2 separate regions of the Homo sapiens genome follow, and region 2 is linked to region 1. A link is a loop called in an ENCODE intact Hi-C map of the cell type or tissue named here. Cell type or tissue: psoas muscle. All regions are shown on one strand. Each heading gives the region's core, and the rest is flanking DNA. Links, peaks and the distances in the headings are about the cores only. Region 1 overlaps NFIA (nuclear factor I A). Region 2 overlaps NFIA (nuclear factor I A).

The links. Peaks named below come from ENCODE experiments on the same cell type or tissue, not always from the same donor. Only the 100,000 strongest peaks of a DNase experiment are listed, where the experiment ranks them.
Region 2: a loop joins it to region 1, with 4 times the contacts of the local background. A loop is called at or near these places in 12 of 110 quality-filtered maps.

Annotation. Positions count from the first base shown.
Region 1 is chr1:61,332,110-61,344,418 of GRCh38, reverse strand. NFIA (nuclear factor I A) reads right to left here. Exons shown (of 11, transcript NM_001134673.4): 4 at 11,833-11,907. Among named protein-coding and RNA genes, the nearest start is that of NFIA-AS1, 85 kb to the right of the region's middle. RefSeq lists a silencer at 475-675. In psoas muscle, for the core only: CTCF peaks have their summits at 6,014 and 7,145 (motif pointing right); DNase peaks (open chromatin) are centred at 6,088 and 9,228; H3K4me3 peaks cover 2,059 bases; H3K27ac peaks cover 5,295 bases.
Region 2 is chr1:61,236,830-61,249,138 of GRCh38, reverse strand. The region is part of intron 2 of NFIA (nuclear factor I A); the gene reads right to left. NFIA-AS1 (NFIA antisense RNA 1) reads left to right here. Exons shown (of 4, transcript NR_104180.1): 4 at 30-194. Among named protein-coding and RNA genes, the nearest start is that of NFIA-AS1, 11 kb to the left of the region's middle. RefSeq lists a silencer at 1,547-1,755. In psoas muscle, for the core only: no CTCF peak of the experiment used is centred there; a DNase peak (open chromatin) is centred at 7,438; H3K4me3 peaks cover 2,618 bases; H3K27ac peaks cover 6,751 bases.

The DNA of each region.
Region 1 (12,309 bases), core at 2,365-10,364:
TTTGGGAACTTGTATTTGAAGACCGGGGGAGGGGAAAAGTCCAATAGCAGCACAGAGTTCTATGGACCCAGCACAATTTAGTGTTGTTTTGCATTCCAGTGGCAAAGATCTTGTAAGAAAGTTCATGTCACTGGCACAAAGGGACTGAACATGGGAAAATACTTGTTCTTCTTTCTATCAAAGGCACAGTTGTAAAACGCACAATGCTATGAAAACTCAAGCAAATCTGGAATCATCGTTAAAGGGAATTAACTTGGAAAGTAATTTATGGCAAGAAAATTCAACTCCTTTGTTATCTCCCTTTTACCGTAATATGCTTCCTGAACACTGCCTATGAGAAAGGGCTTTTAGAAAGAAAAAAAATAAGTATAGTAAAAATTAACTCATTTTATCAATTTGTGCTCTCTGCCAGAGTTTCCTGACTGTGGCTGTGAGAGGCTGTAAAACTGATGAATTTGCATGGAAAAAGAAACCAGTGTAAGTAATTTGTATAAGAGGTAACACGAACATAGACTGCTATAATTCAGACACCCTGCAGATAGCAGACTGCTGCAGTGTGAGCAGTTATGGGTTAGAAAAATGACCACACTGCAGTCAGTCTGACTTGAATGGAAATCAATCATAAAGGTACTTTCTCTGCAGCTTCTACGCCACAGTCTTCAGCAACTCCTTTGCCAAGCAGATTTCTGGTCTGTAAACCCTGTGCTGATCTCCTGTTTTCTACTTTTCCTTTCTAAAAGGTCTGACCAAATGCAGGCTAAGAGTATGGTTTTCCAAACAGGAACATTAAAAAAAGGCAATGAACTAAAACAAGGATTTCCCTCTATGTGAAAATGAACTTGCCTGCTATTAAAAGATTTAAGCAATGCTTTTTACGAAATGTACTATTAGGTGACAAAAGCCAGTAGAATATTTTTTAACCCCATGAAAGGCATCCGCTAACACAGACAGAGCCCTATTTTCACACATCCCTGTCTTGTGAACACATGTTAAGGAATATATACATGGTGGCGGAAGGAGAAAAGGGAGGTGAAGAGAGGAATTTTTATTTTTCAAAAAATGTTTCTGTTTCATTAAAATAGGAAAAATTAACCGATACATTTTCCCACCCCACTCCGAATCAGGAAGATACTTTATCTTTGACAGATAATTACTGTGAGTTTAATTTGTAAATTAAGTGTATTCAGGCTTTTTATTGCCATAAAATAAGCTCAGTCTTAGATCTCAAGAAACTTAAATATATACCCTGTAGAGGAAAAGGCTGTCTCCTACTTATTTTTGTATTCTCCTCAGTACACAGTGCAGGGTGCTTCATATATTACATATGCACCAAATGTTTACTGAGTTGAACTAAAATTACACGAGCTTGTTAATGAAAAATAGCTAAGAGCTAATATTTATTGAGCATTTATTACATGCCAGGCAATGTGCTAGGTATTTTACCTGAATTATCTCATTTAATCTTTGCATTATCCCTATGGAATATGTATTTATATTATTCTCATTTAGAAATGAGAAACTACGCTGAGAGTTAAGTAACATGGTCAAGATCATGCAACTAAGTAAGTGACAGAAGAAGGGCTTGAATGTAGATATTTCCTAGATATCTGTTCAAAGAAACAGGAGTGAAATTCACATTTCTAGTGTTGCTGTCTTTCCTTTGTCATCAGTTATGAAGGAGATATATTCAACACGTTTAAATAGAAGAATAATTATCGCCTACACTTATGTGGCAAAACTTCTATCTCATCATTCTCCTTCTCGCCTCTCTGCTTTTGCAGGTCTTAAACTTTATAAGCGTCAGCAAGAGTTCCATTGGATGAAGGGCCCTGCCACTTGGTCTAACAGAGCAGTCCACAGAGGGGTTAGCAATGCTGACTGATCTGCATTAGTGCCTTCTGCTTTGGGGGCTGAAATTGATTTTCTGCATTTTAGAGTATCATCATGTCTTAGCTTTTGGTTGAGGTCAAATGTGGTACCTGCTTAGTATCTGATACAGCCTCAGTCATGGGATTAAGTCTTCTCTGACAGGGATGGGATTTGATGGCCTAAGAGGTCTTTTTGCCACAGTGATCTATAAACCAGGGAAGGGCTAAGCTAAACATAAGCCCCACAACCAATAGTGCACTGGGACTACTTGACCATTAGCTATTAGGAAACCAAACCGTATCAACAGAGTCCCATCCCAACAACTGACTAATTCAGCTGTTTACAAAAAAAAAAAATAGTTTTCAATATTTCCACCAATAACTTTCATTTTTTTTCTCCTCCACCTAGTGAAAAATCCTGGGTATTAACATGTACTCATATTAACCACACACTGGATTAGTTCAGTTCCAGTATTTGACCTATGTGTGGTTTTGCTGAATGTGGACTCCACCGGCCCCATTCTAGACATGCTAAGATGGTCACTACCAACAGCCCTTCTACTCGGCAAGAGTTAGCTATGATAATGTACTCCAGCCAAATCTCAATAATATTTGTGGCCCTACTGCAGGGTAATATAGGATTTCTCTCAAGCTTTGGAGGTCACAAAAACCCCTTCTAGTTTTTCAGTGTTACTACTGGATATGAATATCCACCATTAAAAAGTTGAGGCTTATGAGTGCATAAATAAAGGTTTATTAAAAAGCACATTATTAGCTGGGCACACTGGCTCACGCCTGTAATCCAGGCACTTTGGGAGGCCAAGGCAGGCAGATCTCTTGAGCCCAGGAGTTCGAGACGAGCCTGGGCAACATGACAAAACCCTACTTCTGCAAAAAATGCAAACATTAGTTGGATGTGGCAACGCGTGCCTGTGGTCCCGGCTACTGGGAAGGCTGAGGTGGGAGGATCCCTGGGGCCTGGGAGGTGGAGTTACAGGGAGCCATGATTGTATCACCACACTCCAGCCTGGACAACAGAGTGAGACTCTGTCTCAAGAAAACCCAAACAAACCACATTGTCAGTAATGACCTGTAGCATGCTTCTGCCATTCATAGGGAATTTTTGCTCATAATATGAGTGAAAGCAAAATTTTAAAATACTGTAAAACTAAGTACTACTTTTAAGAATGCTGGTACATGGGCCAGGTGCAGTGGCTCACACCTGTAATCCCAGCACTTCGGGAGGTGGAGGCGGGCGGATCACGAGGTCAGGAGATCGAGACCACGGTGAAACCCCGTCTCTACTAAAAATACAAAAAATTAGCCGGGCGCGGTGGTGGACACCTGTAGTCCCGGCTACTCGGCAGGCGGAGGCAGGAGAATGGTGTGAACCCGGAAGGTGGAGCTTGCAGTGAGCCGAGATCACGCCACTGCACTCCAGCCTGGGTGACAGAGCGAGACTCCATCTCAAAAAAAAAAAAAAAAAAAAAGAATGCCGGTACAGATGACCCAGGTGTGGTTTGCCACTTAAAAAGTTGTTAATGTGTCAGTGTTAGATTGAGAATTTTAAAACATTCTGCTATCCACGAGATATCCTAGGAGAACAATTTCTAGAATAATGCAGAAACACAGGCTCTGGCTGAAAATTTGAGGAAAAAGAATCTTCTGAAAATTTGAGGAAAAACAATGCTCAAAACAGAGGAATGAGGTCTACTATTGGCATGCTCTTACTCTATTGGAATTACTAACTCCGTAAGGGTCACTAGAGTGGCTCTTCTAATAATTGGTTGTTAGAACATGAATTCTAAAATTGGCCCTTCTTAATTTATACACGCACACACACATGCATTTTCAATAAATTTACTGATAGTGGTCAGCTCCAAGATTGGCTCTGAGCACACAGTGAAGAACGATCAGGGGCTGAGGCTCTGTTCAATAATCGTGGTGGTTATCATTGTTGAGCATCTACTATGTGGCAGACACTAGACTATCTGTCACTTAACCCTCATTACACTCCTGAGAGGTATTCCTATTTCCAGTACTTGGACTTAGACTCAGCACACAGTTAGGACTTCATAAACATTTGCTCAATGAATAAATGATTGTAACCTAGAAGAAAACACAGCCAAGAGGGGTTAAATATTGCCCAAAGCTATAGAGTTGATAAGTTGCAAAGCTCAATTCCCCAACTCTATATCCTGTACTGTTTTACAATATCATGCTGCCATCTTGAATATAGGTTTTATACTTGACACATAGAAAGCATAACTGATGAATGACCTAGAAATAGATGAACATACGAATAGAGACCATGACAACACATTAGTATGTACATCAAGGGGTATGTTGTGTTTCTCCCCAGTTCAAATCTTTATAATAAGAGTATTCATAGTCTGGTAAATTTATCAGAAGCTTCAGCTGAGAACAGAGATCAAAACGGCCCCAAATTCTGCCATGAGAACTCTCACTGCCAGCTCTAACCAGGAAGATTGTAGGAGTATGCATGTAAGAGAAAGGACTAGACCTTCATGCAGAGCAGTGACTGAAGGATACACTAATGTCATAAGCGTATTCCTGCCATAGTTCTAATTTCAACAGCTCAGTGGTCCATGACAACAGCCAGGGCACATATCGAACACAAGGTATATGCACCTTTTAATTCATAGGGCTGAGTCGGCTGAGGACAGAGTCAGTCTAAGGGTGGGGATACTCTCACCTTACATGGCTTCATTAGGTGAGGAGGGTAGGATAGGAAAAAAATCAAGCTTGGCCACCCATACTGTGAGCTAGGATTCAGAAGAAAGCGTAGTTTGACGACAATTTCTATTACTACCAGTCCATTGCACTTGCTGCCAGCTTTACTACCCAAATATTCACCCCAAACATGTCAAGAAAATTAAAAGGAAAAAATCATACAACAAAACATCCTCCTGAACTAATTCAATTTCAATATTTATTTTGAAAATTTATTGAATTATAGTAGAGGAAGCTGGCTGAATTAAGCCAGCCAGACTGTTATTTTTCTTCCTACGAGTATGGCAATATTTATTATTTTACCTCTCTATGAGGGGTTGATTAAAACTAGAAAATGTAACATTTGCAAAGTCATAATATATTCAGAAGAAGGTGGTTCAGATAGGCAAAATAAAAATATATAGGGGCCAATCAGAATTTTCTCTTCCATAACTTAGATTTTCTTTAAAAACTACATTTGGAAATAGACATTATGATTTTTTTAAAGGGCCACCCACTCTTTTGTCTGCTCCACACTCTACCTTCACTCTAGAAGAGGTGCCATTGACTTCTACAGATATAAAATGTGTGACGTTCATTTTAAAATTACTAGTAGAGCCTGCTATTGACCATCCAATTATGCCGAGTTCCATTTATAAACATAGCTAACCACTAAGTTTATGGAGACTTTTTGTGCTGCTTTAATAGGATATTGATCGAGCACATAGTTTGAGTAGACTGCCATTGAATTGTGTAATGGCAAACAAAAGGCAAGGTCACGGCAACTGTTCATGCTAGGGCTGCAATCTATTTTTTATTATATTCTTTTTGTTTCTTCCTTTAATGCTCGAGCCCAAATGGTTTCTTTTGAAAGAAGATCTTGCTTAAGAATATAAGCTATTTTAAAAATTAATTTCCATGCAATGATCACAGCTATCGTGTTACTTAACACAGGAAAACCAACAGGCCACTAGTTTAGAAAGAAAGTTTTAAATCTATCCCACTTTAATTAAGATCTAAAGTACTGCGAATGTTTAAATGGCACCCCAAATGACTGGATGTCTGGAATTTCTTATCCTACACCCATTTCCTCATTAGTCCTTCTGTGCAAGAACATTTTGTATTTTCAAGTTTGGGCTTGTTCCTACCCAAGAGTTTCGTTTTCTTGTTGTGCCTTGTAGCCGAGTTCATTCTGTCTTAGAAGTTCCACCATGTCAGGTTAGAATATTGCCAATAGTTCTTACTAAATTACTAGCCTGAAAATCTAAGCATCTGAATATGGGTACTTGAAAACGTAACAAGGACCCAGAGACTTCAAAAAGAACTTTAGAAATGAACTGCAATTTGGATGTTAATGACAATTCCTGTGTGAAAATATAGAAAGAGCGCACATTTCTAAGGCAGAAAACAGCCACTAGGGTGCCACCTCATGCCAGGCTGAGGCATATGCCTGGTTCCATTCACTCCCACTCTCCATTGACAAACAACTCAGGAATCCTGTAGTGGACCCGGCAGCTGAGCTTTGTGGCAGAGCCAGGACAATTCAGCTGCCGGATTTTAATAGATTCTGCAGCACTGCAACAGGAACCAAAAATCAGTCCGGGTAACTGAGAGTGGTTTTCACACCCAAAGACTCTAAGGCTGGCCACAGTGTACTGAGAATCCTGGCTTTTCAAAATTCCAGGGCCATGAAGTCATCCTTAGCCACGAAGTTTACTTAACCCTTGCAGCCGGCTTGGGTGTACAAACCGCCGCTAGAAAATTAGAGCCCACCAGGCCAGAGTCACAATGGCCTGTGTGTATTTGCGGTTTTCCTCTTTCCCAGTGAAGTAGTTAGGGTTTCGAAGTCACTCCACCAACTTCAAGTAAAATAGAGTCAGCAATTTGGAAGGAAATGGGCAGAAGTAGTGGATTTTTCAGGAGAACTTTCTGGGTTCCTACCAGGAGTGATATTTGACAGCCTTAGCACTCATACTTTGAGGAAAACACTAGCGCAAAATAAACAAAAGAGTGGGTGCTGACAGAGAGAGCTATCTAAGCAGCATCACTTAGCAGCTAGTAGAGTGGGCTCTCTTTGTAGCAACTTCAAGGGAAAGAGACCAATCTAAAAATGCCTTGAGAAGGCTTTGTTTGAAAATGCAGCATCATGTAAGAGCCATTTCAACAGATGGTTCTTGTCTCTTTCCTCATAGTATTATGCTAAAACAACTTTAGTGATTCTGAACCACATTGTTAACACTTGTAAAACCCCCTTCCCCAAAGCAGAGAATACTTCTCTCTCTCTCTCTGGCACAGCATCTAGTGGTCTGTATTTTCCTCCTCCCCTGGAACAAGGCAATAAATAATTGAGCTACTTTCAGATGGTCCTACCACATGGGGGAAAAACTAGCAAGAGAACAAATATAGATTTTTATGCTACAGTATTTTCTTTGCCATGGAAGCAGAACTTTCCATTCTTGCCTTTCGTGGACTTTAGATGATAATGAAAAAAAAAATTAAAAGGTGGTAGGCAGGAGGCAAGGAGGAAAGGGGAGTTCACGGAAGATTGCAGCTTCAGTTGGCCAGCAGGAGTCCCTGATTCCAACAGGTTCATGTATCTGATCAGTATAATTCAATGGCAAGCATCCTTGTTGCCTCATCCCTCACCTCTGAATTTGTGAGGCTAAGCCAGCAGCTTTCTCCTGAGTTTCTCTGCCATTGCCACCTTGGTAGTAACGCTATTAAAAACAACACACTTAGGACATAGTTATTTCAGTGAATCCACATGAGGAAATACTGAAATAGCACCTCCCTCCTCTCTTACATTTAAAAGGAAGAAAATGAAAAACAAAAACTAACTGGAAACCTAGTGTAAGTAAATATTTGTATTAGCAAATTTAAAAATCGAATACTAAAGATCCAGAAAGGGAGAAAAATCTCAACCTAAGCCATCATTAATGATGACTGTGAAATTTTCAGCCCATGTAAGTAGTCATAATTAGGTATAATTGCAGGGGACTGGATGGGGCTGGGATAGATAACAGAAGGTTAAGAAGAAATCTGCAAAACAGTCAGAGATTGTAGGACACTGAGACCATCAAAAACATCTAAGTGAAAGGCATAACTATGGAGAGAGTAAAAAGATCAGTGGTGGGGAGTGGGAGGTAATGAATAGGTGGAGAACAGGAGATATTTAGGGCAGTAAAACTATTCCATATGATACCATAATAGTAGCTACCCATCACTATGCATTTGTCAAAACCCACAGAATGTACAAGAGTGAACCCTAAGGTAAACTGTGGACTTTAATTATTAATTATGCGTCAATACTGGCTCATGAATTTTAACAAATGTACCACACTAACAAACGATGTTAACAATAGGGGAAACTGTTTTGGAGGAGGGGTATACGGGACTTCTGTACTTTCTGTTAACCTAAAACTGTAAACCTAAAAAACTGCCCTAAAAAAGAATAAAGTCTGTTAATTAAAAACAAACTCACACCTAAAAACAAATCCAGGAAAAAAAATTAATTAAGTATCTTACTTGCTTTGGTTTACATGAAAATAGTTTTAACCTTTTTTTAATGCACAAATTAATAAGCTAAAAGTGTATCAAATCAACAAGAACTGATTATTCAATAAAAGCACAGAATCCTTGGATTCTATTTAGTTCTATAATGCAATTATAGGAGAGGTTTTGATGAAAAGGTAGGCAGTCAGCTAGCTGAGTAGAATAAAGGAAAAAGAGCAAGTTGCTTAACCTCTTGGAGCATCACAGACTCCATCTATAAAAAGGGACAGTAACACCAACCATGGGAGGATTGAATGAGATAATGCTTACAAAGTACCCAGCACAATGCCTGGTACATGGTATATGCTTGATAAATGCTAGCTACTCTAATTTTTCATATTATATGACATCACACTCCTAACAGGGCTAACATCATGTGTTTAATCACCTTTTGTGCCAGTTAGCTTATTTCTTTTTTTTTTTGAGATGGAGTCTCGCCCTTGTCACCCAGCCTGGAGTGCAATGGCATGATCTCAGCTCACTGCAACCTCCGTCTCCCGGGTTCAAGCGATTCTCCTGCCTCAGCCTCCCGAGTAGGTGGGATTACAGGCGCCCGACACCACACCTGGCTAATTTTGTATTTTTAGTAGAGATGGGGTTTCTCCATGTTGGCCAGGCTGGTCTCGAACTCCCAACCTCAGGTGATCCACCCGCCTTGGCCTCCCAAAGTGCTGGGATTACAGGCATGAGCCACCGCGCCTGGCCAGTTAGCTTATTTCTATTCGAGGATACAGAATGCACCCCAGGTCCACTCATCTGCAAAAAGCATCCACCATAGTTCTGAAACGGTTGCTTCTCTTTTCCCACATGGGGGAACAAGGAAGAGGGCAGCCTTGCAAGGCAATGCTGAGGGATTTCAACTCCAGCATGCGGCTTGAGTGTTAAGCCTTTCAGGAGGGTGCGTAGGTGACGAAACCTGAGCTGGGGATCCTTACCCAGGCAGCCAAGGTAATCTTGTGAAATATACCCCGACAAACCTAGATTATCTCTAAGAAAAAGGGGTCTCCTGACTACAGTCGACTAGTTTGGCCTGAAGCCATGATCGAGCTGACACAGCCCAGACCCACTCTTGCCAAACAGTTTCCGTCAGCACGAGGCCATGTGTGAGTGAGTCCCAGAGCGATTACACAGCAGTGTGCAGAATCAAAAAGCATTTGAGAGCCAAAGGATGTTCATGATGCCAGGCACTGGCTAAGCAACCCCCTAAGCAGGGACAGGAAACAAGTCCAGGTCCCTCTGCAAACTCAATCCCTGTTCAGCCATAATCTCTGGCAGTCTTGAAGGCAGGTTTAGAATTCATTTGGCAGCCAAGCTATCTTAGACTGACCAGAGTTCTACTCAAACTTGGAACTGATAAGCTTTGGGATATAAGACCTTAAAAGGAAAGACAGGGAGTGGAAGGAGGAGGAGAGGCTGGGGGTGATTCTGTACTGTGTGGGCCTTCTCATACAACCCCCAGGCCTGGGAAGGCTGATGGTAATGAGGACTAAATGTAAGAATTGCAGCATCCAGGGCAGAATAAAATGGCTAGTGCTCCAATCTTACGCTTAAAAGGATTTTCATTTCACTCTTTAAGGCTATGTTTTAGATCCCAGTGAGGGCTCAATGAATGTATTTTCCTATAATGCTACTATGACTGGTATGGTCTGATACATATATATATATATATATATATATATATATATATATATATATATATATATATATATACACACACACACACACACACATATATACACACACACAAATACTCCCCATATTACGGTTATTATTAAAATTACAAGAAAATGTGAGATATTTATTGTGTTCAAAAGTCCTAAGAAGTTAAAAAAAAAAGATATATACAGATGCACTGTTATTTGTCTATGGCAAATAACTGCCTAATCAGCTGTGCTATAACTAGGGGAGCATATCCTCTCCAGCTTAACAAGGCAATGTAGTGTCTACTTAACCGGTTGGTACTTTAAGTACGCTTCAATACCATGGCAGCAACCTCTCTCTTCCAAGTTATGACCTGCTGCTCCTAATGTCTCATTTCTTAGGGTTCCAACTCTTCTACACTGGAATACCTCAGCATCAACCTGGGAGTCCTTGACTCCCACAATTCTAACCCCGACAGTTACCTTCCCACTGTTTCCCTGTCTAGTCTCATGCTATAGATCTCTTCAAGTTCCTTTGGGCCAGTCTAAGAGTACGGATACTGGCATTATAGAGACTTAGCTTAACGATTTATCCGCTATTTGAATTTTTTGTTGGTTTGTTTTTTGAGATGGAGTCTCACTCTGTCGCCCAGGCTGGAGTGTGGTAGTGTGATCTCAGCTCACTGCAACCTCCACCCTCCGGGTTCGAGCAATTGTCCTGCCTCAGCCTCCTGAGTAGCTGGGGCCATAGGCGTGCACCACCATGCCCAGCTAATCTTTTTGTATTTTTAGTCGAGACGGGGTTTCACCATGTTGGCCAGGCTGGTCTCAAACTCCTGACCTCAAGTGATCCACCTGCCTCGGCCTCTCAAAGTGCTGGGATTACAAGCGTGAGCCACCGTGCCTGGCCTCACTGTTTGACTTTGGATAAATAACTTATATAGACCCTCAATTTAACTCATCTTTAAAAATGGGGTAATTTCTTGTCTGAAAAGCTTATTGCAAGGATTAACTTATGTACCTTACACTAAGGCCTACGACAGTGCCTGGCAGACAGTAAATGAACAGTAGTCATTAGATTCTCCCCTGTTCCCACACTGTGTATCACATTCTGTGCTCTCAAGACTCTCCTAGCCTATGAGTGGCTAAAATAAGAACAGACAAAATCCAGGATTTTGGGACCAGGATGGCTTGACTTGTTTGACCTGACGTCATGCCCTGAGATGGACTGGCTTACTCAGTCAATCTTGCAAGCCTGTAACACAGTGAATGGGGGGTATGAACCTGAAATGAAAATGTTTCTTTTTACTCCAGCTCATTCCACAAAGGGCTGATGCTGCTCAAAACCAATTTTAACCATGTAAATTTTACCTACAAGTGGTATTTTGAAGTAGTTGGAGGAGTAAAACAAAATAAAATTTTAATATTTGGTATTTATTTTTCCTTCTTCTTACTGGGACCTGGAACATCATAATCATTGTATTTGTGCTTTTAAATAAGAAAAAACAGATTCCTAAGGGAAGGCAACTGTGTATGTGTGTGTGTGTGTGTGTGTGTATGTGTGTGTGTGTGTGTGTGCGTGCATGCTAGATTATGTCATAACAAAACTACAATCAATTGAATGGGCCTTTGATCAATGGAGCAAGATGGTGACAGGTACTCTTCATTCACTGTTAGTGATTATTGACAAACTGGTAATGATCATCCCAGACTGTGTCACTCATACTGAGGGCATTAGCATTTTTTAAAGGTCAAAAACAAATTCTTTTAAAATGCAGAATTTCTTAGAAATCAGGGAAGCCTCAGAATATATGAGACCCTCAGGATTTTGGTCTTTCTTTTATGCCTCACATCAAAATAATATTTAATTTTTCCTGATTTAAATTCTTGGTTGTCAAACAAACTGTGTGTCAAAATTCTTCCAATGGGTGAATGAAAAGGAGATTCTGAAAGCTTTTTTTGGTCTCTAGGAGTCCTAGGCAGAAAGTAAGCACAAACCAAGGCAAATCTGTACCAAATCAAAGCAAAATTATACTTACTCTGTGACACTCTTACTAGCTCAGTGACACTAAAAACACCTGATGTGACAAAACTGTCCTGGAAGCCCAAATGTCCTGGGGAAACAAAAACAAAAGAAAACAAAGTGTCATAAATACAAGACATTTGACAACAGAGCTTTAAATATTAGTTTCATTATGATTAACACATGTGGTGCCTAATCTCATTCTCTGCTCTCCTTGGGGTTTATGTGGGAGGGCACAGTCATTTAGCTAAGCAGATAGATTTTTGGTTTGAATTTCAAGGTTGTGCAAAGCTATGGTACAACAACTAGCTGATTTTTGAAATGGTTAAAAAAAATTCAACCGGAAATATGAAACAAAAGACAATTTACAATAAATAGTTACCTTGGGTGACCTCTAAGACCTTAACAATTGGGATAAAAACAGCATATCTAAGAATCACTAGGAGAGCTGCATTCCATCATAGTTTTTTAAACATTATTCTCTAAAGAAACA
Region 2 (12,309 bases), core at 2,767-10,766, 96 kb after region 1:
ATAAAAATGTATTGTTTTATGTCTTTCAGGATGTATGTCATAAAAGTTGGATGCCTTCCTTTCAAGACATTTGAATGGATCACCAAATAATTACCTACTTTTCTCTCACAACTCAGATAAATAATTAAAAGGAGATATACACAGATTGGTTGCATACTTAAGAGTGAGAATCAATTAAAACAAAATTGTATGCATGTTCTTCTAATAATATATCCCTACAGGGACCATGAGATGCTACCTTTACATTTGTAAAATTACTGAGGTCAGATCAGAGCCTTAATGCTATTTCTCCATGAGCATTCAGAAGTGGTTGTGCATAGGCGTTATGTGGAATTGGGGCTGGGGAAGATTTAATTGGCAATTTTTTAGTTATTTAGTTTTAGTTATGCCCCAGAAACCAGAAATGGTCACTGAATATTTATTGAGCATGCCTAGAGTGGAAGTTTCTTATTTAAGTTGGTATTTAAGTTGGGACTGCAGTAAGGGGCATCTTTCACAAAGAAACGTTTTGGGATTACCTTTAAATAACATTTAAATCCCCTTCATTAATTGTCTCAGAGCTCTCCGGTGCAACTTAACAATAGGAAGCAGCTGTGCTCCAAACAAAAGAACACACAGCTCTGGGAAGATGCCACCATTTGAGAAATCACACATCATAAGGAAAGGTTGTTACTTCTAATTTAGTTCTGTGGACCAATTCAAGTTTGGGGGTTCCAGAAAGCCTGAAACCCTACCTCTCAGGGCTGTGTTTTAATATTAGGGAACTGTCTAATTTGTGCTTCAGGAAGTTCTGTGCATTTTTACGAAATCCATCTCACCGAAGCCTTTTAGTTAAAAGGCTTGCGTAATTGTGCACACAGATAAAAACTGCACTCATGATATTACATATTTTACTGCATTCTCCCTTGAATCTATCTGCCCATTATTATGGTTAATTATGCAGAGGTTTGGTTCTCTAGCTGGAGGGACAGCTAGTTGAGGGTGAGCTAGTTGAGGACCTTTATTTTTTTCCCTGCACCTAGTTCAGTAGCTGACATAGAAGGGCTTGGTAAATGCTGGCTCAATTAGATTTTTCAGAACTTTCTCAGACTAATGTTTGCTTATCACCGCACACATGTACAAGAACTACTTGAAACTCTTGAAAAGGAAATTTAGTCCTTTAAGGGTTCAGAAATAACAATGAAAGATAACATTCTCACCAAAAAACAAAAAAGCTCAAAACCAGGAAACACTTGATACAGGAGCTCATGAGAATACTTATTCTCTCATTTATTAAACTAAGAAAGTTCTCAGGATCATGTTGGCAGTAGACCATTTCTGGCCCTGAGATGAATGCCCTTTTTCCAAGTTAAAACCATGGCCCAGCTGTGAAATAATGATGGCTGCAAGGAACCCAATGGTGGCAGCAAACTCAACTCAAAGGCCCAATATTTGTAGGCACCAAACAGACAAGCCAGCAAAACAGGAGTGGTGACCAGATGTCAGCAACGGCCCGAGGGCATCCCTCTCACCTCCCCTCACACATAATGCTACTTTCTTCCCCCACCCATTAAGTGTGGCATCAAGAGCAATTACAGCACACCCCCAATGGACCGTGCCAGGTGGGGAGCTGTAACACCTGTCACAAGGCCTGCATGACATTAACGAGGACCCAGAAAGTAGCTTTAATGAGCTGACCCTGCCACAGATAGAACCTAGTGTGGTGTGGTGTATGCTGTGACTGTTCCAAAGATACTGCTCCCTATACGAAGAACCGGACCAAACACATACATTCTGAAAGCCCAGTTCTTCAGAGTGCCACTGCATATCACGAAATGAAACATGAAAGTCTGTGAAGTACACGTTTCACTTGGTGTCAGCTTAATGTTTTGTCCATCTGGAAATCCTTATCAATGGCATTCAGGTGATGAACTTGGGTTGTGTCTTGACACTCTTTTTGTGATAGAGTTGTAACTTTGGGAGTTGTAAGCTCCTTTTAAGAGAAGATGCATTTCTACCCCATCTAGCTCTTCCCAGTGCCCAAAAGCCAAGTACATGGCAGATGGCTGGAAGAATGAATGCAAAAACAGATGATGTATGAAAATTACTTAATGCTTACAAAACTTATCATGAGACAAACGGTCAAAAAAGTAAAATGGTTAAGAGACTGACAGAGCTCATTTTGGTTCACGGTCAACATTTACAGGTAAAGGGAATGAGTTCAGGATTCTTGAGCATCCAAGACACTGGCCTGTAAAAAGTCATACAATGCTTAGTCAACTTAATAAAATCACTAATATGCTAAGATACTAAGGCTACTAATAAAGAACTACAGACGAACCAGTGAGCCAATTTCACATCAGGAGCCCAGCAGGTGATGTCTAGGAGTAAGTACTCGGTACACGTTAACAATGATTATACTTCTGATTGCAATAATTAATAAGAGATATTAGCCTAGTGATTTACAATGTGTCCTCCATAAATCAGTCATCCCACCTTTGAAGGGGATATTATGGACAATAACGCAAAGATAGTTGCTTCCAGATTTTTTTTTTAAGAGTTGGAAGGAATCTGAGACATTGTTTTAGTCTAATCCCTTCATTTTTCAGAAGAGGAAACTGATGCCCCCAAAAGATTAATATACTGCATCTGAAGTCATGCAGGGGTTCTGTTTCTCTTTCTGCCTAAAGAGAACCATAATACCTAGCTTCTATCAACCCACACTGTCATAGTAAATGATTATCAAGAGTTGCATTTTAAGTATACGGCATAAAGGTTAGTACAAATCCAAGATAACGTTACTTTTTCAAAATAACGTTGATGAACATATCTACTGTTAATTCCACTCCTAAAACAACAATCATTACTACAACTATATTTATGTCTTGGCAACTTTCCGAGAGATCCTGGAAATGGTAATACTTGTAAAGGAGTTCCAGTTCCTCTTTTTAAACAGCATTATTATTAGATCTTCACAACAGGATAACTATATTTAAATACTAAGTAGCTTATGATTCATATCTTCGAAATAAAATAGTTCACTTCCATATGCAAAGCTTGTCTTCAAACTGTGGACACATAAAGCAGCCACTAGAAAATAGTGGTTTTTAATTATGTGCCGGATTTAGTTATTTTGATTCTTTGGGGTTCATATAGGGTTTATAGGACTTCCCTCAGTTTATGGGGTTCAGACAAGGCTCATAGTGAATTTCACCTGGAACTTTTCACATGGTTTGAGCATTAACCAGGGATTGAGTGGTTTATAGATCATCCAAAAGAATTTCTGTCTTGGACTCTTGCCGTGAGCTCTAAGTATTTAAATTCCAAATGAATTTATATCACAGAATGACTACAAGTTTTTAGTAACTGTTTCTATTTTCTTATTTTTGCTATTTTAAATGAAAACCATGAAGTAGATACACAGAGAGGAGAATGTGATAATCCAAAGTTTTAAAAAAAACAAAAATAAAAACCTAAATGTCTTGATATCTATATATTTAACAGTTTACAAAGGACTTTCATATATTAACTTAGTGGATACTAACCACTGACCTTTGTAGAATATAATGAGATCAGTATTTATCCTAATATTATCTCACTCTTTACCTACGTAATTATGTTTTCTAACTGAAAGATTTATGAAAAATAATAATCAATTATTAATAGAATTTATTTTGTGAACAAAGTGTTAAAATCATTTTTATAACATTTTTTCCCCTGAAGAACAAAAGCTTCGACCATAATATATGGAAAACATTTTGTTGCCTATAGTTAGGACTTTGAACTTTGAAAATTTACTTTATATTTATGGAAATGTTTTCAGGGGATGTTATAATGAAGTTTTCCTGTGTATACGATGTTTAAAGAGTTAACACAATGAATGAATACTTACAAAACAAAAACCATGCCCCTCAATTTAATTCTGCATACATAATCTACAAGATTTCAGGATGGTGTCATAGCTTTTAGTTAAGAAAAACCCATCTAAATTTTATAGGTTGAAAGTTAGCAAAAACCCAAGTATGTCCTCCTCATACTAATGCATGAAATGCCATTTCTGCTTATATTTTGAAGACTCAAATTCATCCCAGCCATTTTTCTATACATAATACATGTTTGAGTTGGACAAACCTAGCAAGAGGACATTTAGTTCCATTTATTTCAATCTACTGAAAGTATTTAATGAAGAAAAAAATGTTTAAATCTCAAATATATCTCAGGGAACAGACCAGCAATTCATATTGCTCAGTCTACTTAATGGTTGACAATTTAAATCTAGACAGGTAGAAATAAAATTTTAGCATAATTCCCTGAAGTCTATTAGGTGTGTACGTAGAAAACGCATTTATGTGAAGTAAATTATTATGCCATTTAAAAGGAGGAGGATGATACTCTTTTGTTTGAGGAAAAATTCAAGATTTAGGCCTCTAGCCAGAACTCACAAATAATCTAGGGTTTTTAAATAATCAATACCAATTATGAAAACACTGTCACATTATTTGAATCCTACTTAAAAGTAAATAATACTCTTCTGAGAATGTCTGACCCAAACCCAGGTGACCACAAGGTACTAGATTATTTAAGTCCATCATTTGTAACTTATAACCATATAATTTAACTCACATATACATTCAAGGTATACAACAGCTAAACCCCTAGCCCTTCAGTTTCCCTACACACAGCCTCTCTCACCTATCCTGGCAGACCCAGGCCTCTGGCTGTGAAGAAAACCACAATGTGGGGAGGAAAGCCTACAAAAGAATGAAAACAGACAGTGTCTAAGGCCTTGGCAGAAGGACACTAAATAAAATAGAGAGTGGTGACTCATTTTGGCAGTGAATCCACCTCAACCCCTTCAAAGCCTTTGGCAAGAGTCCTCAGAGGAGACCCCAGCCTTTTGCCAAGCCACAAAACACCACAATTATTATCGCAGCAGTCATCAACAAAACAGATTTTGTAAACTGACTTGTTGGCACATAGATTAAAGAAGCTATAAAAAGGAATAACAGCTGTTTGGGTTGCCCTATGCAGAAAGCTACTATATAGAAAGTAAATTTTATATTTCAATACATACTTGGGTAGACACCAGCATACACATACACCCCATGTACTAATTACACGTGTATGCTACGTAGAAAAGGGTAAAATGCTAAATATACCACCACATAAATTTAAAACACAAACAACTCTTTTAAAGTAAAATACTCACTTTGGAAGGACTAATAGAAAAAATTTCCTAAAGAAAAGATTTCTGCAGTTCACTAATTTAAAACACGGACTGTGTCTACAACAGCAAAATGAATAAAGTTTCTCTCAAAATACTAAAAAGTACTATGCTTTTTCATATAAGCAAGAATGGTGATGTGGGAATTTGCAAAAATATGCCTTATTCTACCTACGTAAACACTGCCTGATTGGCATTTTATACTATAAATCTAGAATTTTGTCATGCTTCAGGCAATTTGAAAAAATTCTACTTGCTTACATACTCATAACTTGTTACGAATAAGTAAAAATGACATATTTTAAAATGATTTAATTTTTGCCTCAGCTACAACAACGTTAGTCATCTGAATAAATCATCAATGAATATGTAATAGAAAAAAAACAACAAAATTGACAAGTAATAATCAGTATTACACATTCTTAATCTGAAGATTTAAAATGCACTATGATTTACTGTAATGAGGTGTGGACTCTTGGTTTTCTAATTTAAAAAGAAAGGTTTTATTTGAGTTCCTTGTCACTAACTTACAGTACAATATGTAAGAATTGGCAAGAAAGACTTTTAATTAAACTATTTTACATTTGTAACATGTAACATTACAAATATACTCTGGAAATATGTAAGAAGGGATCTGCTACACACCTTGCATATCACACATTTGCCCTGCTAACCTCTAAATGCCTCCATAGCTTTATGTTGAAATTTCCAGAACTGAAGCATCTTAATGAACATTGATCTTCTACGCTGAAGGATACAGAGTTCAGATTTCAGCTCTGTCAATAACATTTGGTTTTACCTATTGAATGATTGGGCCTTGGTTGACAATTGCTTACTAGGTGAGAAAAGACTAGAAATAAACATACGAGAAGCTTTGATGGCTACTAACATTGTTGCCTAAATGGCAGGAGAAAATCATTAAAAAAAGGACCGAAAAGTCACATTTCTTGACTACCCCTTGTGATAGAGAATATACAAAATGTACACACCACCTAAGGGCTCCATGACTGAACAAATCCTAAAGCTATAGATTTTTCAAAACTCAAGCTATATAAACTATATCGCTCTATAGTATTATCCCTAGCTGATTCCACTACCAATTGAGATAAAAACAAAACGCCAGTACCTTCATGACAACCAGCCTTTTTTAACAGCTACTTAAGCATTAAATAAAATGTTTTATCACCTAAAAACTATCTTTAGGAATGCAGGTCTCAATCAGAATATAAAACCTAGTCCATTGCTGATATTAAACAGAAGATCTATTTAAGGAATTCACTGACTAAACTAACTGCCTGGAGAAGTTAATTTATCTGTCTATTTTTTAAAGGATCACACAGAAAAATTTCAACAACTTGTGGAAACAAATTCACTTCTAGGTCATTCTTCAAACTACCACAAATCCTGCCATTTTCAACTTAGTTTAGTACTGGTTATTTATATAATTAACCATATCACAGAGTACAAACTGCAGAGGGTTCAAATAAAATTCTTTTTTCCAGGCTTTGTTTTTTAAGTTCAAACTATCTTCCCTTATTACCATTTCCTCAGCTTCTTCTATCTACCTTGGAATCCAAGCACATTATGCAGCCAGCACAATGAACCAACATGCCAGCAGAAGTAGTATGCTCCACCTATCCAAGAATTTTAAAAGCATCCAAGCACACACACTGTCTCCTGTGTAGCCTGGAGATCCCTATTGAGCTCATGCCAAGTGTCTGAAAAGTTGGACCCTGCATCCGGTATTTACACTAAGCTAAAATTCTAATCAGCACTAACAGCAGTATGTTTTAATTCACCCTTATGATTTTATTTCAATCTGCTAAGTACCACAACTGCCAGAAAGCAATTGCTATAAACTTAAGTAAACAAATGCAAAACTAAAATAAATCTTAAACCTGTTGTATATAAAGTTTGTGCCACTTCAGGCAAGCAGTACAAAAAGGCACAGCCCGAAGTCTTAGTTAACGCTCTTCGATCTCATTTAGAAAGCTCTTTGAAAGTATTGCCTTGTCTAGGCTTTTCCCCTTTCTAAAGAATTATTTTGTGCATATTAGATAAGGTAAAGAAAATGACCATGTTATTTTACAGTGGTTTTTCACCTCATGTATTCCCCTGAATAGTCTTCTGCCAAGCATGTGAAACAAGTAGTACGTGGTGACTACTTGAATCTCTGGATGACACTACAGCCACTCGTGCCAAGGAGATGGTGCCAAGTCTTGCATCTTCGGGTTTGTGGTTTTTTTCCTTCCTTTTTGGGTGGTAGTTGTGTGGGGGGAGGGGGTTGGCAGTGGGGGAATCTGACCAACAGATTCTGAGAAGTTGGTCACCATTTTGAACCTGTTCAATGTGCTCAGACCTTGGCAGCCATCTTACAGCTTGGCAACCATTTTGAGAATTTGTTTGGCAAGCTCTCAGAATTCACTGACACTGTTTAAATAGAACGCTAGTTAAAAATAGTCCACATTAAACAATACAATGTGATATCAGGTAAAATAACCCCCAATAAATCTTGCCAACAAAACAATTTACAACATCCTCACTGAGGTAATGATATCCCAATTTCCTTAACTTAAATACATTGCACGAAAGCAGCTTAAAAATCTAATTCTTTAACCCTTTAACAGACAAGCTCTTAAGAAACAATGTCAGAGGGGCACCAGTTAGTAGGAAAGTGGAAGGTATAAGGAAAGAAAGATGGCCAAAAACACAGCCACGATTGACATCAACACATTCCCAAGCACTTTCAAATTCAACATATAAAATAGAAGGGAGAGGTGCTGTCATCACATTCCATCAGGTATAATTCTAGAAAACGATCACAATATTTCAGACTGTCCCACTTCATGTTTTATGAGCTCATGGAAACTCTCTTAAGGAGTCATGCAGCACAAAACTCTCCTTAGGTAAAGAAATTATAAACCAAAAACATGTAATCTTATGAACTGGACTAAAAAAAAAAAAACAAACCCCAAAAGACAAAATTTGCAGGTGCTGATTTTTCCAAAATCAAGAGTTACGTATACAGTTTTCTGACAAAGTGGTCATATTCAACTTCACTCTTTTCCCTTACGTTTCAACATTTCTAACTCAATAAAAAATAAGTTCTGTCCTTGAAAATATTTCTCGATGTCTACAAACCTGAAATACAAATGACAATTTTGCACTGGTGTGACTCTGGCATCATTACCAGACCTATATAGTTTTGTAGAAAACTGAATTAACCAAAATGACAGTGGGTGATAATTTTATAACATATGAAAAAAGAAAATTACAATCTAGTAATTTGAAAATATTTTTTGTCCATACTGAAATAAATAACACTTTCATGTATACTTCAGTATCTTCTCTTCAATATTATCAATATTTAATATCATGTCAGTATGGGGGGAATATTTACGATTAAAAAAAAGACCCCATTGTGTACGGTTTGTGGAAAAAAAAGTCTAAATGAGCTAGCCTGTGAACCTACTCTTATAGTTAAATCATAAATACGGTGATAAAGCCTAAAGAATTTTGAATCTTGTGATGTTAAAAGACAAAAATTTACAGTCATTAAATAATGACTGTTATTTTTGTTATTTGAATTTTAATGCTTTTGGGGGCATGATGGATACCTGACTTGTATTCTAGTTTCAATGGTGATATAACTTACAATGGCACTGAAAAAGAAGGCTAAAGCCATCCATTAATAACAATGTTTCCACTACTGCAGTGCTTTTTACACTTGAAAGCTGAATTTTAAAATTTCTATTGAAATTCAACAAAGAAAACATTTTACTTCACTTAATACTATACAGAGTGAAACAATTAGTTAAACCATGATCGAAATTAGAACATCACGTAGAAAGACATTATGCTGAAATGGATCCATCTGAAGTCTTTATACTATTAGATGTCTCTTTATTGAATGACAGTATCTGCAGAGATATGACGTAAACCATGCTAGAATAGTTTGGAATGCATTGATAAATTGCTCTATCGATCTCGTTCTGCTTCACTTACCATAATTATAGCACAGTAATGAAAGACATGAATGATATATTTTCACTAGAGAGGAAACCCCAGAATTTGCCTGTTTCTTTATGAGATTATACCAAATCCTTTCAATTAATACAGCATAGTTGATATCTAACACTATCTGATGAAAAGACACCCAATTCTAGTGTTCCTTCTTAAATATTATTGTTCAAATATTTGACAATTATTTCGAATAATATATTAAGTGTTTAAAGACATAGCATTTGCTCCTCTATAAGATGCTGTTTCAACACAATTTTATACAAACATTATTTCACTCAGAAAGCTATCTTTTGAAACTTTAAGCCACCTTACAAACACAATTTTATCACCTTATATTCATAGAACATGCTAGAAGTTACCCCAAAGTTTTTCAAGGATAATTCTAATAAGAGTTATTATGTTGAAGAAGAATACATATTAGAATGAAAGATAGATAAGCAACTAAAAATATTTTCAGAAGAGAAAATTAATGATTTAATGTTATCTGATAGTCCCGATAACGAGATTTCATAGAAAAGACTCAAAATAAAAATAAACACTTTTTAACAGACATCACTTATAATAATTATTCATTATCCATAATTATTTGGTATCCATAAAAGTAATCATTTAGTTTCAAAGAAACCAAAATCTGCATTAAAACCACGCAAGCATTAGAGCTGTTGTTGTGCCACTTTATTCTTCGTGATATTGCCATTCTAGAGTACTACTAAGAAAAGACACCAGGTTTTCCCAAATGGATACATTTAAAATTAAAAGTGTCATTCCAAGTTATGCAAAAGGAACGTGAGAAATCCTGAACAGGATATAACTGAGTCTTAACAACTTACAGCAAGATTGGGATTGCTTTTATTTTAAAATATTCATTAATGAAAATATTTCATTTTATTTGCTTTTGCTGTGAAGAAGGAAAATAAATATTGTAAATTTTTCAAAGAAAAATCAATTTATGGAAAAGAAATTCCCCCAACAACTAAATGGTATAAAAATTGATCTATTCTTCCCTTCTCAAATTACAAAGGCTATCGTGGGAATAAAATGTAACCCAGGAGAGCTGTGACAGCTATCAAACTTTCCCTGACACATTATAATGTCTGAAGCCCAGACACCAAAGGTTTACATCAGAAAAACTCCAGCATGTAGGGGACAACTCAAAACCAACTATCGACCACGCTATTGATTTTTAGTGGAGAAACCAAGAGGGAAAAGCACCAGAAAAGACAGAATTTCTTTTTTCTTTTCTCATCCTCAACTTAGTGCGCTGCCAAACTTAGGTCTTCTCAGGCTTGAGCCCTGTGAGCTTGCATTGCAGCTAGCCAGGATGTCTGTCTGAGATAATTCAAGCTGAAACCAAGCAGTGTACGGTGGAAGGCAATTCTCCATTGACTTGCAACATAACCTCAGAGACAAATGCAGTTTCTTGACAGAAGGGTACAGGAGACAAGGGAACAACTGCAAAACTAAAACATATAATTTTCTTTTCCGATGATGTCTGAAGATACCGCATATGACTCTGAAAGTTCATAAATTATGCTCGACTCAACAACTGCTAGGAAGCTAGGCCAATCATATTCGAAACCATTTAAATGTAGATTATGGACAAGGTGTTACAGATAGATTTATTTGGAAATTAAGGAGTAACCCACTTACTCCCAAATTCCAAACTAATGACACAGAAAACTCTAAGTTAATTTTTAAAGAGCTAACTTCTTCCCTTTCACATAAATTAACACAAAATGGGTTATTCGAGAAGCTAAAAGGTAACAAAGCAAACTGCTTGCTTTAGCTCCTTGGGGTCTTAATCACATAATCTTGAATTGGTTGAGGATCATTTACTTGGATCATTATAATCATATCCTACAAGTATTCTGCCATTTAATTTGTGAAATGCATGACCACAGAGCATGTACATACAAAGAATTATTAGATGCACTCATTTTACTATTAAATTTAGAGACGGCTTTGAGCCATTTGAAAATACTAACAATAATAATAATGATTAATAATGATGCACTTCCATTCTGACTCACAGAACTATCTCAAGAGGTTTTACAGCTGTTCCCTAATTAAGTCTCATATTCCCCACTCCCTTACTAGGTAGATGAGTACTGTGATGCCAATTTTATATCTGGGAAAGCTGAGGCACAGCAAAGTGGTAAGGGTAAATCAAGGTCCTACAGCAGGCACAAGAATGAAAACAAGAATGTAGTAAACTCACAAAATAGTGCATCTTGAAATCCATATTTGAAAACAATGATGGGAGAGGAAAAAAACTTGCATGGAATAACTAATGAAGAAACAAAAGGGCTTATCTCCTGTTGATTCTGTTGATTAAAGAACACCCACAATGGGTTTTATTTGTTTGTTTACTTGCTTTTACCTATTCTGCCAATGATGAAAACACTATTTGTTTTCTGAATTTCAGTTTTAATATACATAAGCACAATATTTTCTCTGCCAGAGATTTATCAGTCAATTGTCAAACTAATTCTTCTGTTGCTAATGTCATCCAACAAAGATGAGCTTCTCATATTACCTTCTGTTTAACAGAATTACAAATCACCACTAAAGAACTTACTCATGTAACCAAACACCACCTATTCCCCAATAACCTATGGAAATACAAAATTAAAATAATAATAAGTGCATATTTTTCTGAGTTGGGAGAGTGCTTTGACTTGCGACATGGCTATGTAAGTTTGATGTTCTCAATAATGCAAATGAGAGATAACTATATCACCAACTATTTTAGGGTTAAGAAATGCTTTGATCATTTATTCATTCAACATGGTGGTGGAGAGGTGAGGCACATCTCCTATGTGCCATGCAGTGATCAAGGTGCTAGGAATAGAGCAGTGAACAAGAGACAAAAAGTCCCCACCCTTCAGGAGCTTATATTAGACTGGACTTGAGAAGAAGGGTTCTAGATATGTATTAATTAATTCATTCAACAATTATGAAACACCTCAGCCTCTGGAATAAAAGTATGAAAGAGTCATTGGCTATGGCTTCAAAGAGGTTGTTCTGTTTTCTTCTTAGAAAATTTAATTTTCTTAAGATATTCTCACTGGTGACAAGCAAAA